Regions from separate parts of the Homo sapiens genome. Here region 2 is linked to region 1. Evidence: read pairs that join two places in POLR2A ChIA-PET (ENCODE). Cell type or tissue: PC-9. All regions are shown on one strand. Links, peaks and the distances in the headings refer to the core of each region. The heading gives the core; the rest is flanking DNA.

The links. ChIA-PET counts read pairs that join two places held together with the same protein. Peaks named below come from ENCODE experiments on the same cell type or tissue, not always from the same donor. Only the 100,000 strongest peaks of a DNase experiment are listed, where the experiment ranks them.
Region 2: POLR2A ChIA-PET joins it to region 1 with 5 read pairs; 2 of 35 experiments call an interaction of 5 or more read pairs at or near these places.

What each region holds. Positions count from the first base shown.
Region 1 is chr3:191,202,237-191,207,625 of GRCh38, reverse strand. The region is part of intron 1 of OSTN (osteocrin); the gene reads right to left. Among named protein-coding and RNA genes, the nearest start is that of OSTN, 5.7 kb to the right of the region's middle. In PC-9, for the core only: no CTCF peak of the experiment used is centred there; no DNase peak of the experiment used is centred there.
Region 2 is chr3:191,335,656-191,341,044 of GRCh38, reverse strand. The region is part of intron 1 of CCDC50 (coiled-coil domain containing 50); the gene reads right to left. It also overlaps a transcript of UTS2B not described here. Among named protein-coding and RNA genes, the nearest start is that of UTS2B, 7.8 kb to the right of the region's middle. In PC-9, for the core only: no CTCF peak of the experiment used is centred there; a DNase peak (open chromatin) is centred at 2,984.

The DNA of each region.
Region 1 (5,389 bases), core at 97-5,096:
TGAGCTATTTTTATTGTGAAAAAAGTCTCTCATGTGGGCTGGGGTAGAAAAAAAGAGATTGAAAATCATTTATCTACAAAAGAAAGAGCAAACTTCTATGAGATGTATAAATGTTAGAGATGGTTAGGCTGAAAAAGAGAAGCAATGTAAGCCAGTATCTGATCTCATGCACCTATTAATCAATAAGACTTTTAAACTATCTGCATGTGAAGTCTGGTGTTGAACAACAAAAAAAAAACAACTCAGGTGTAAAGGACATTTCTCTTCAACCTGCAAATTTATGATTAACATCTGACTTATGGATAGTTGATCCAACAATTAGAAATTCACAAAGGTACTAGGTTTGTGAGTAAATCTTGATATTGTCTAGGAATTTTTAATTATTTACCCTAATACCTTGATTGGCAATACTCAAAATAGACTCCAGTCTCCTTTGAACAAAAATTTAAAATAAAGGACTTAATTAAAGGATTTACAAACTAATTCAACGGCTACATTTTCTTTACTTTCTCTTCTCACCGCGACAGAGCACATACATTTAAGAGATTTAGCAGGATATTTTATAAAGGGGCCTTAGTTCTGACACCATGAAATGACCATGCGTGCCTGCCGACAACACCGCCTAAAATCTTCTCCCATTGAAATAATGGTGTTCTTCCAGGCAAGTCGTGAGTCAGCTTGGCTCATAAGTAAGTCTGTAAAACATAATACGTTCTTCAGGTTACCCTTTACCCACTCCATTAAGTTATAAACACTCAGGAATAATAAATGACAGAGTGACAATAATTTTTTATCTTAGAAAAAGGCCTAAAAGGGACAGTGCTTAACACAAAGTCTGCATAGCTCTCTGTAATGGAAAAAAGACCTGATGCAAGAGTCGTGAGACTCAGGCTCTTCATTGCCTCTGTTGCTATTTAGTGATGTGATGTTGGGCAAACACTTTCCTCTCTAGACCAACTAAAATGGAGATGGTCTAACTGACCTCTAATGTTGCATCTGGCTTTTAAAGCTCACTGGTGAAGCTGGCTATTTTCTGGTAAAAGTGCAGACACTTAACATGTAGGTAATGAGAATAGTGCAGATTTAGCTAGGAAAACTGACTGGATGAGTTCCTCAAATCAGCCAAAGTTTATGCAAAAAATTGCATCTAGGCTGTGACAGAAATATTTTCCTCTTTCACTTTCAGTATTTTTAAAATTAGGTATTTCTAGCTGAAAAGAAAGAATCTCCAAATCTTTGATTTTGGGATGTCATTTATGGTAAGACATTCCATTTTTAAGAACATGTTAAGAAAAAACAATGCTACCAATTAAATTGATATGCTTATCAAATGTAAGACTAATTCCAATTTCAGAGATGTTAAATGTGAGGCAAAATTGATGACATATGGTAATATATTTATTTTAAAATGTTTACTTAGGATTTTTTTTTTTTTTTCTGAGATGGAGTTTCGCTCTTGTTGCCCAGGCTGGAGTGCAGTGGCACGATCTTGGCTCACTGCAACCTCCGCTTCCCAGGTTCCAGCAAGATTCTCCTGCCTCAGCCTCCTGAGTAGCTGGGATTACAGGCCCTGCCACCGTGTCTGGCTAAGTTTTGTATTTTTACTAGAGACAGGGTTTCGCCATGTTGGCCAGGCTGTTCTCGAACTCCTGACTTCAGGTGATCCACTCGCCTCAGCCTCCCAAAGTGCTGAGATTGCAGGCATGAGCCACTGTGCCAGGCCTTACTTAGGATTTTTTTCTTACTTCTCTTTTTTTTCCTATCATGCATAAGTCAGTATGCTCATTTCCCTACCCTTTCAAAACAAAAATTGTTAGAACTGAGGTTCCAGATGCCATAGAATGCAGTTATATCCTCTCTTTTAAGCTGAGAGAAAGAAAGACTTGTATGATATTTAACTTGGTTATCAGATAGAAATGTTGCAAGTAACATAAATAATATTAATAATTTAAAAATAATTGAGTACTACTCTCCTGCATTTTGAATTAACAGTCTGTCAAGACAAAATAATCATTTGAATATTTTCTCAGTAATCATGATCTTAATTTTAGTAGATATAAAATTGGTGAAGACAAAATACGAATTTTTGATAATAAGAATTTTCAGATCTCTACAACCTCCACCAGCATCACAAATGTGTGTGATATTAGTGAAGGTTTTATATACATATATATATATATATTTTTTTTTACTTGACGTGACTCCAAAAATTCTCTGTCAATGAAAGAATAAATATTCAAAAAAATATTCAAACTCTTTCAGACAATATACAGATATTCAGCATTATGCTGGGGAAAAACTCAGGCTCAGACTTGAAGGACAGGAATAAGAGGTTTAGCTGTGCTCCTTAATGGGCTAATGATCTTGAACAAGACTCTAAAATATTCAAAACTGTCTAATGAAACTGATTTTCTTCACAAAATGTAAGTTATTTAACTTTAGTTAATCTTAATTTACAAACAGCACAAATTATGGAATTGGCTTAGAGTTCAAATAAATAAGCCTTTTAAGTTTATATTTAATATTGTTTCCTAAAAATATATGAGGATATAAATTTATCTGTGAGAAAACTACACCTTTTTAATTTGTGTTTTATTATAACTAAAAACTTTACAACGGAAACTAAAATAGTATGTAGAAACACTTTGTAAACTATAATTTGAAAATATTATGTTTTTAAAACATAATTAAAAAAATTGTTTTGAAGTGATTGTTATGAAGCTGAAGGCAGATGTTTGAAGCCAATTTTTTTCTATGAACACAAAATTTACACCCAACAGTCACTTAGGGAACTTACAGCCATTCATAGGGACAATCTGCAAAACTTATATTGAAAAAACCAAAAGGATAAATTATAGTTTGTCATTCTATAGGTAATCTCGATATTTCAATAAGTGACAATATTTGAACAAAGTTTTAAAGAAGGTTTTTCTAGCTTTCTTTGATTAGGGAAGCACCCAGATGATTGAGAGACTTACCTGCTGGAAAGCAAAGATTGGGACCTCCAGCCATTGCGGTCTCTTTTTTTATTGAAACTGCGATTCCAGTCTCTGATGAATTTTGCCTCACAAACCAGATAACTGAGTGTGGCTGTGTCACTTAGAAGCTTAGAAATGGGTAAGAAGTTTGGGATCTTCATAAACTCAAATTCGAGATTTAAAATCATTGAGGATTTTCACCCAAGAGCAATTGAAAATTGCTAGTGGCTTGTAGCTTCTGTCAGTGTCACATATATCATCTATATTATCCTCATAAAAAATACATTTGAGAAATACTCGTGGTGCATAGCCATTTATTTAAACATTTCCTTCTGAAATTTGCTATTTTTAATAAATTGTGTAATGGGAATTTACTTTATGTTTTGGATTCCTGAAAAAAAGGAGCAAGCTGACATTGAGAAATTTAACATTTCCCGTTAAAAAAAAATTAAAATATCAGCTGGGCACGGTGGCTCACGCCTGTGATCCCAGCACTTTGGGATGCCGAGGTGGGCAGATCACCTGAGGTCAGGAGTTTGAGACTAGCCTGGCTAACACGGTGAAACCCCGTTTCTACTACAAATACAAAAAAATTAGCCAGGCGTGGCGGCAGGTGCCTGTAATCCCAGCCACTCTGGAGGCTGAGGCAGGAGAATCGCTTGAACCCAGGAGGCGGAGGTTGCAGTGAGCCGAGATTGCGCCATTGCACTCCAGCTTGGCCAACAAGAGCGAAACTCCATCTCAAAATAAATAAATAAATAAATAAAATATCAGGAATGTGTTCTTCCCATTTCTCAGTGCTCTTCAATTGGCAGTAGCAAATTTTCCAAAGTCACAAAGCCAGTTAGAAGAAGAGCCAGAACAACAACTTTCATTTTCAGACTCCCAGTTTCATGCTCTTTCGAGTATAACCTATTTGTGTAAGTGTAAAACCCTTTTCTATCTCCCAAACAAATTTTTTATAAAGTAATATTTTTATGGATGCAGTGTTATTAATGTGGCAGATACCTACATTTTAAAATGACTGTCCCTGAAGGCAACAAATTAGGAAGAATGATAAGTTACTAGAACATGTGTTAACTGATTTTATTCTATTTGGCACCATTTTCACTCTTTTTTAGATACTTTGCCTTCCAAAATCTTAAAATTTTATTTTTAACTATCTCTGTCTGTTTTTTTCCTCTATTTGGATTTGTGATTAATGCTACTAATCTCTTTCTTGCAAAAATTAAGAAGCCAGAAACCTACAATGCCACCTTAGAGAAAGATTCCATTATTATTTTAAACCCCCAGATCTGGATGTTTAACAAAGGGTTTAGTTGTTATAAACTCGTTTAGGGCAGAGACCATGTCATGTTCACCATTGCATCTCAGCACCTTACAGAATGCCTGGCACAGGGTCAAATGTGTGTGTTGAATGAATGCATGGAGCAGCCTTATGTGGAAGGTAAACAGGAATGCGGGGCAGATACTAATATCCCAGCTTTCTTGATACGAAAACCAAGGTAGAGGGAAGATAAGAGATTAGCCTATGTTTCTACAGCTACAGTAAAATGTGATGAAGTTCATGCTGGAATCCTGATACATCCATTAGTATTTAACATCACAGATTCTCATTCTAATGAAAGTTACATGCATCACTAACCTCAAATAATCATTCCTCTAAACTTTAGGATTTCTCCTTTTCATACATTAATCTGTACCTAAATCCCCAAATAACTAAATATTTCTTGATATAAAACTATGTTACCTAAAAATAGAAAATAACATTAGTATATAATTGTAGGCAATTCTGTTAATGAAATTTGTTGTTTAATTCTAATGCTCACTAAAGGGAAAATAGCTTTAAAACTGTACATAGGGAAAAGCTAATAGAGTTGCACATATCGGCTGGCCGTTCCATACATAGGCAACTTTTTACGCAGCATTAAAAGGCTTGCAGAGGGTAAAATTGGATAAATTAAGTTAAATATAGCATATTTAAATCTGAAGTTAATGTGGAATTTCACGACCCCCTTCACTGTTTACTCCACTTTGTACTTATATAAAATATTTGATCAAAATCTTACATCATAATTACATTAAGCTAGCCAACATAATAAATGGAAAAGTATCTCTAACATTAAACAAAGGGGCAAAAATATAAATTTTATACTACTCAAAAACAGGATGCATTTATTAGGCATACACTGCATGTCAGATACTGGGGATATAAAAGTAAAGAAGATACTTTCTCTGTCTTCCTGTTGCTCACAGCCTGGTTCAGGTGGAAACTCCTCAACCGCTTGTCCTGTCTAGGGATTTCCTTCTGCAAGAGCAGATCCTTTCTGGAATGCTTCCACTTTCTTCAAATAGAATTGTCATACATAAACTTTTGAAAAAATAACATTTGCATAGTGTTTTACTATCTT
Region 2 (5,389 bases), core at 215-5,214, 130 kb before region 1:
AGATCAGCCTGGGCAATATAGTGAGACCCTCACTCTACCAAAAAAAAAAAAATTAATTAGCTGGGCCTGTAGTCCTAGCTACTCAGGAGGCTGAGGCAGAAGGATCACTTGAGCCCAGGAGCTTGAGGCCACAGTGAGCTATGACTGCACCACTGCACGCCAGCCTGGACAACAGAGTGAAACCCTGTCTCTAGAAGAAAAAGAAATAGAATCTGAAGCAATGTTTCCTGGCAAGGAATAACAATATAATCAATAGTTTACTGCACGTCTAAAGCTCTTTCTAACCTCATATGTCCGCCTGAGGGAGAATATGTTTCCTATACACATTGTAGGCCTGAGTTAAGGGGAAATCAGAATGTCTAAAATGTTTAATAAGCTCCGCCACTCCAAACTTTTTCAGCTGAATGTCCAAGATTAGAAAGTAAAGTAGAATTCTATGTGAAGATTATGTAATTATAGTTTACTGAGACAGAAGAATCATCAAATTATCACCATCAAGAAGGGTATGAAGGAAAACTGTTGAGTAGAAGTGTAGCCAGCCAAAATCTAACCAACATATTAACATGCAGATTAAAACTTTTTGGCATAGCTAAAACTAAATGTAGTTTCCTAATTCTGTATTTTGAGTTGCTGTAGTAAAAGCTTTCTGCTAAATCTCCATGACACTTTAGCATCTGAAATGTAATAAATATAGATTTACTTGCCCAATTTACAGAAATATAAGGACTTTATGATAGTATATAAGGCGCAAGCAAATTATAGTATAAAGAGCCCTCTTAATTACAGATACCTGTCAGAATTTTAGTCTTGGCTCTGTCAGCAGCTTGTCAAGTGAATGAACTTTGACAAGTCACCTTCCAAATCAGAGCCTCATGTCCTGACCTGTGAGGAGACAGATTAAATTACCTCTTAAGAATCTATCCAACTTAAAAATAAGGTAGAATGAAATGTAGTTGATTTAGTGTAAGTGATAGACATTTGTCTTTTGGATACAAGTATTATACATCATGTAAAAATGTAATAACTGAAGCCTATTCATCTAGGGTAATTGCCATGCTAACTTTCACCTACACCAAATATTGCTTTCTTCATTGCTGCTGCTGATTTCACTATTTCTAGCATCCAAGATAACAACAATCTGCTTATATCCAACTGTATAGTATCTTTCACCACAAGTACATTTTAACCTTTTGTTCAACCTGGTGCCTTTTAAAAAGGTGAGCTTTTCCTGTTTCAACTAATAGTTCTCACAGAGTCTTCAGTATCAGAGTAAATGGAGACCATGTTATCAGTCACTAACTGTCCAGTGAATACAAATGTGGACTGTAACATTTACTAAAAGGTTTTCCTGGGGCCAGATGATCAGAGTACAGCCTGGGAAAGTCAACACTTTCCATATTCAGAAAGCTTCTTGAAGATCACCAAATTTTTTATGTTCATCTGCAACGCGTTCTAAATGCCCTAGATTTCTCTATGATTGCTACTGAAATTGGCTTCAGTACAACCTACAGTTTGCTTGGTTATCATGTAATACCCTCTGCAGAGGAAATGAAAGAAAATCAGGGGCAGCCTGTATCTAGGAACAGGAAGACAAGATTCTGTCCAAATCCTTTTCTGCTATAAAGGAATCACTTGCCTCACTTTTTTTATATAGAGTCAAAATTATTTAGATGGTTTAGAAAATTTTATATCATAACTCCCTTGAAGGATACATTTGTTTTTCGTAGCACTGCATATTTTTAACCAGTGTTAACTTCTAATACACCATATGAACCTGAAAGAGACCATTCTAAAATAAGTACAAATTGAACATATCATCCCCAAAGCAAAAAGGCTTCAGCTCATTCTTTTGCTCATGCTCTCTCCTCTTTTCAATATAAACCATGACAAGTTTGCAATCTGTATATTCATTGTTTCCAACCCAAAACTTTCAGATTCTTCACAACTGTCTCCCCTTATATCAAGAATTTTAAAAATACATGCTATGTTTGACTTGTTTAAACTGTGTAAGAGCCTTCCCCCCTTTATCTAAAAATAAATTTAAAAGAGAAAATAGCACACATAAAAATTCTGATGGAACCCAATACTATCTAAGAAACTAACTGAATACTCTAGTAACAGCAACAAAATGACCATATCACTTTACTGGAACGTGTACAAAAATTACCAGCATCTTATATAATTAAAATTAATCCTTAAACAAGTAAGACTGTTGCCTCCAAAGGAGACCACTCTGACTTCAGGTGTTGTCAATCACAACACCAATCAACTTCTTATAGAAATTTGAGAGCTGGAACAACTCATACAACAAAAAGTAAAAGTAAAATGATCTTTCAAAGATTAGCTCTATGGAGCTTCAATGGGGAAACTATAAAAAGAAGGAATGATTTGTGGATCCACCAAAGACCAATTTGAAATAATGAAGTCTGACCAGAGAATGCTGGGAAAACAACAGAAGCAAACATGTTAACTTAGAATCCAGCAATCACTGACAGAATTGAAAATATTTTCTAGGAAAAGCCAGAAAGTGATCTATAAATGCAGACATTGAGAGTGAATAGCCCTTTCCAAAAGAGCTACCGGCCCAGATATTAAGGCAAACTCCAGATGTACAGATGGGAAGAACGTGGACCATTAAGTGAGCCCCTATCTTTCTCTTTCTTCTACGTCAGGACTCCCATCTAGACAAAAAGAGTCTTTCACAGTATTTGTCAACTCTTGTATTCGATATTTACACAGACCTTCATAATATAAAAGAAAAACCTAATATTTTCAAAGTATTTGGTGGGAAGATGCTACTCAAAAATTAGTGAATATAATACTTAAAGTCAATCATGGACTCCTCCATAGTCAATAAACAAAACAGAATTTGTTGCTGATGGGGAAGCGGTGAAGAGGGAAAGATATCCTTATAAGTCATTCATAGTTTTACTATATGCAGTTAAAACTCCTAAAGTTAATGGAAAATGACTAAGCCTTTATGACTCATTGGAAAAACAAAAGCCAAAAAAGTCCAGGGGAGACTCCCCTGGTATTTGGTCACTGAGGAGCTGTATCAGGACTGGAAATGCTCATCAGGCAAGATGAAAAATTTGGTGATAAATTAGCCTAGGTACCTCTGATACAAGTTTCTAAAAAGATGAAATGATACTTCATTCACACAAATATCTGTAATAAGTTTTAAACAGGACCAATAATATAAGCTAAAAAAAAAACGTAAGGAAACATTTTAAGGTGGTTAAATCTGTTGGATACTCATGAACTTCTGAAAGCCCCACAGACCCTTACTCAGAGCTGGCATACGGCATACTCTTACTTTACATAAGATTTCTACCTACATTTGATTTTGAAAGTCCCCAGAAATTTACCGGAGTGTAATTTTTTTTTCTTCTTAAAAAAAGAGGCTGGGTGCAGTGGCTAATGCTTGTAATCCCAGCACTTTGGGAGGCCGAGATGGGCGGATCACGAGGTCAGGAGTTTGAGACCAGCCGGGCCAACACAGTGAAACCCTGTCTCTACTAAAAATACAAAAATTAGCTGGGCATAGTGGCGGGCAACTGTAATCCCAGCTACTCGGGAGGCTGAGGCAGGAGAATCGCTCGAGCCTGGGCGTCAGAGCTAGACACCGTCTTAAAAAAAAAAGAGAGAGAGAAAGAAAAATGATTTAACTCTGTACTTTTTAAAGTCACTTCAAAAATTAAATAGGCTGTCATAAGAGTTCAATCAACAATAATTCCCAAGGGCATCATTATATTAAAGCAAAGTTATGAAAAACAGTGTTTATACCGATAACTGAACTGTCCAAAAAAGGTTAAATAACAAAGTTTTTTAAAAGTTTCATTGAAAATGGCTCCAAAACAAATCTTTTTTTTTTTTCTGTCTAGTATCAGGTCGCAAAAAATTTAAGCTTTGCCAATCACGTGGTCTCTGCTACAACTACTCATCTCTGCCTCTACAGTATGTAAGCAGACAAAGACAATATGTAAATGAATAAGTATGGCTATGTTCCAATAAAACTTTACTTACAGACACTGAAATTTGAATTTCATACAATTTTCACATCACAAAACATTATTTTTTTTGAATCATTAAACACTGTAAAAGCCATCCTGAGCTACCTTGCTATACAAAACAAGTGGCAGTAGTTTGCAGGTCCCTGCAACAAATTTGAATTACTAGAGAGGATTACTGCTCATTCTTTATCAGATAAATGAGCTGTCACTGCAAAAACTTAAGAAATTAGGAGAAGATCCTTGTATTGGGGTGGCCACAGTATACTCATTCTGTAATTTTCCAAATGTAATTGCATAAGTCTGAGTACATAGTCTGTATATAAAAACTACAGATTCCTGAAACCATCTCTAAGAGATTTAGCTAATATCAAGTAGGGCTAGGAAGGTGTTTGGATCCCCATATCATTCTGATATTGAACTAAGGTTTTTAAAAGCATGGACATGGGCAAACTGTGTATCTAGTAAGAACTGTATCCAGAATATGTAAAGAACTCCCAAATTCAATAATAAGAAAATAGTCGATTTTAAAATGAGCTAAAATTTAAAGCAAACACTTCAACAAACAATATAAGAATAGCAAATCAGCACAAGAAAAAAGGCACAACATCATGAGTCATTAGGGAAATACAAATTAAATCCACAATAAGATATCATGACACACTTGCTCAAATGGTTAAAATTAAAAAAAGTAAATGGGTCCTGAAAATATCAAATGCCAGCAAGGATGCAGAACAACTGGAGCTCACATACATTGCTGGTGGGAATACAAAATGGTACAGCCATTTTGAAAAACAGTTTGACAATTTTAACATGCACTCACCGTATAACCCAGAAAGTCCATTCGAGGGAAACAAAAACTTATGTTCAAATACACACACATACATTAAAAAAAAAAAAAACACTTGTACACAAATGTTTAGAGTGACTTTACTGTCACCCACCAAAACTGAAAACTCATATGTTCTTCAATTAGTGAATGGATAAACAGTATGTTTGAGGAGACTCAAAAAACTACTTACTATATGATCTTATTTATATAAGATTTTTGACAAGGCAAAACTACAAGGGCAGAAAACAAATCAGTGGCTGGTGGGGGCATGAAACGGGGGTTGAGAAGTTTGGGGGTTAGGAACTGTTCTGTATCTTGATTGTTGTGGTGGTTCCAAGACTACACATTTGTCAAAACTCAGAACTACACACTAAAAAGGAAGGAATTTTTATTGTATGTAAATTATTCGCTGAACTTGACTAAAACGACAAAGAAAAAGGAAAGAACCACTGATAAATAAACAAGACCGGTAATACACTGGTTCTGGTTTATTAGAAAGTCTTTACTGCTTTGTTTTTTTTCCTTTTTCTCAATGTAGGCTAAAAAC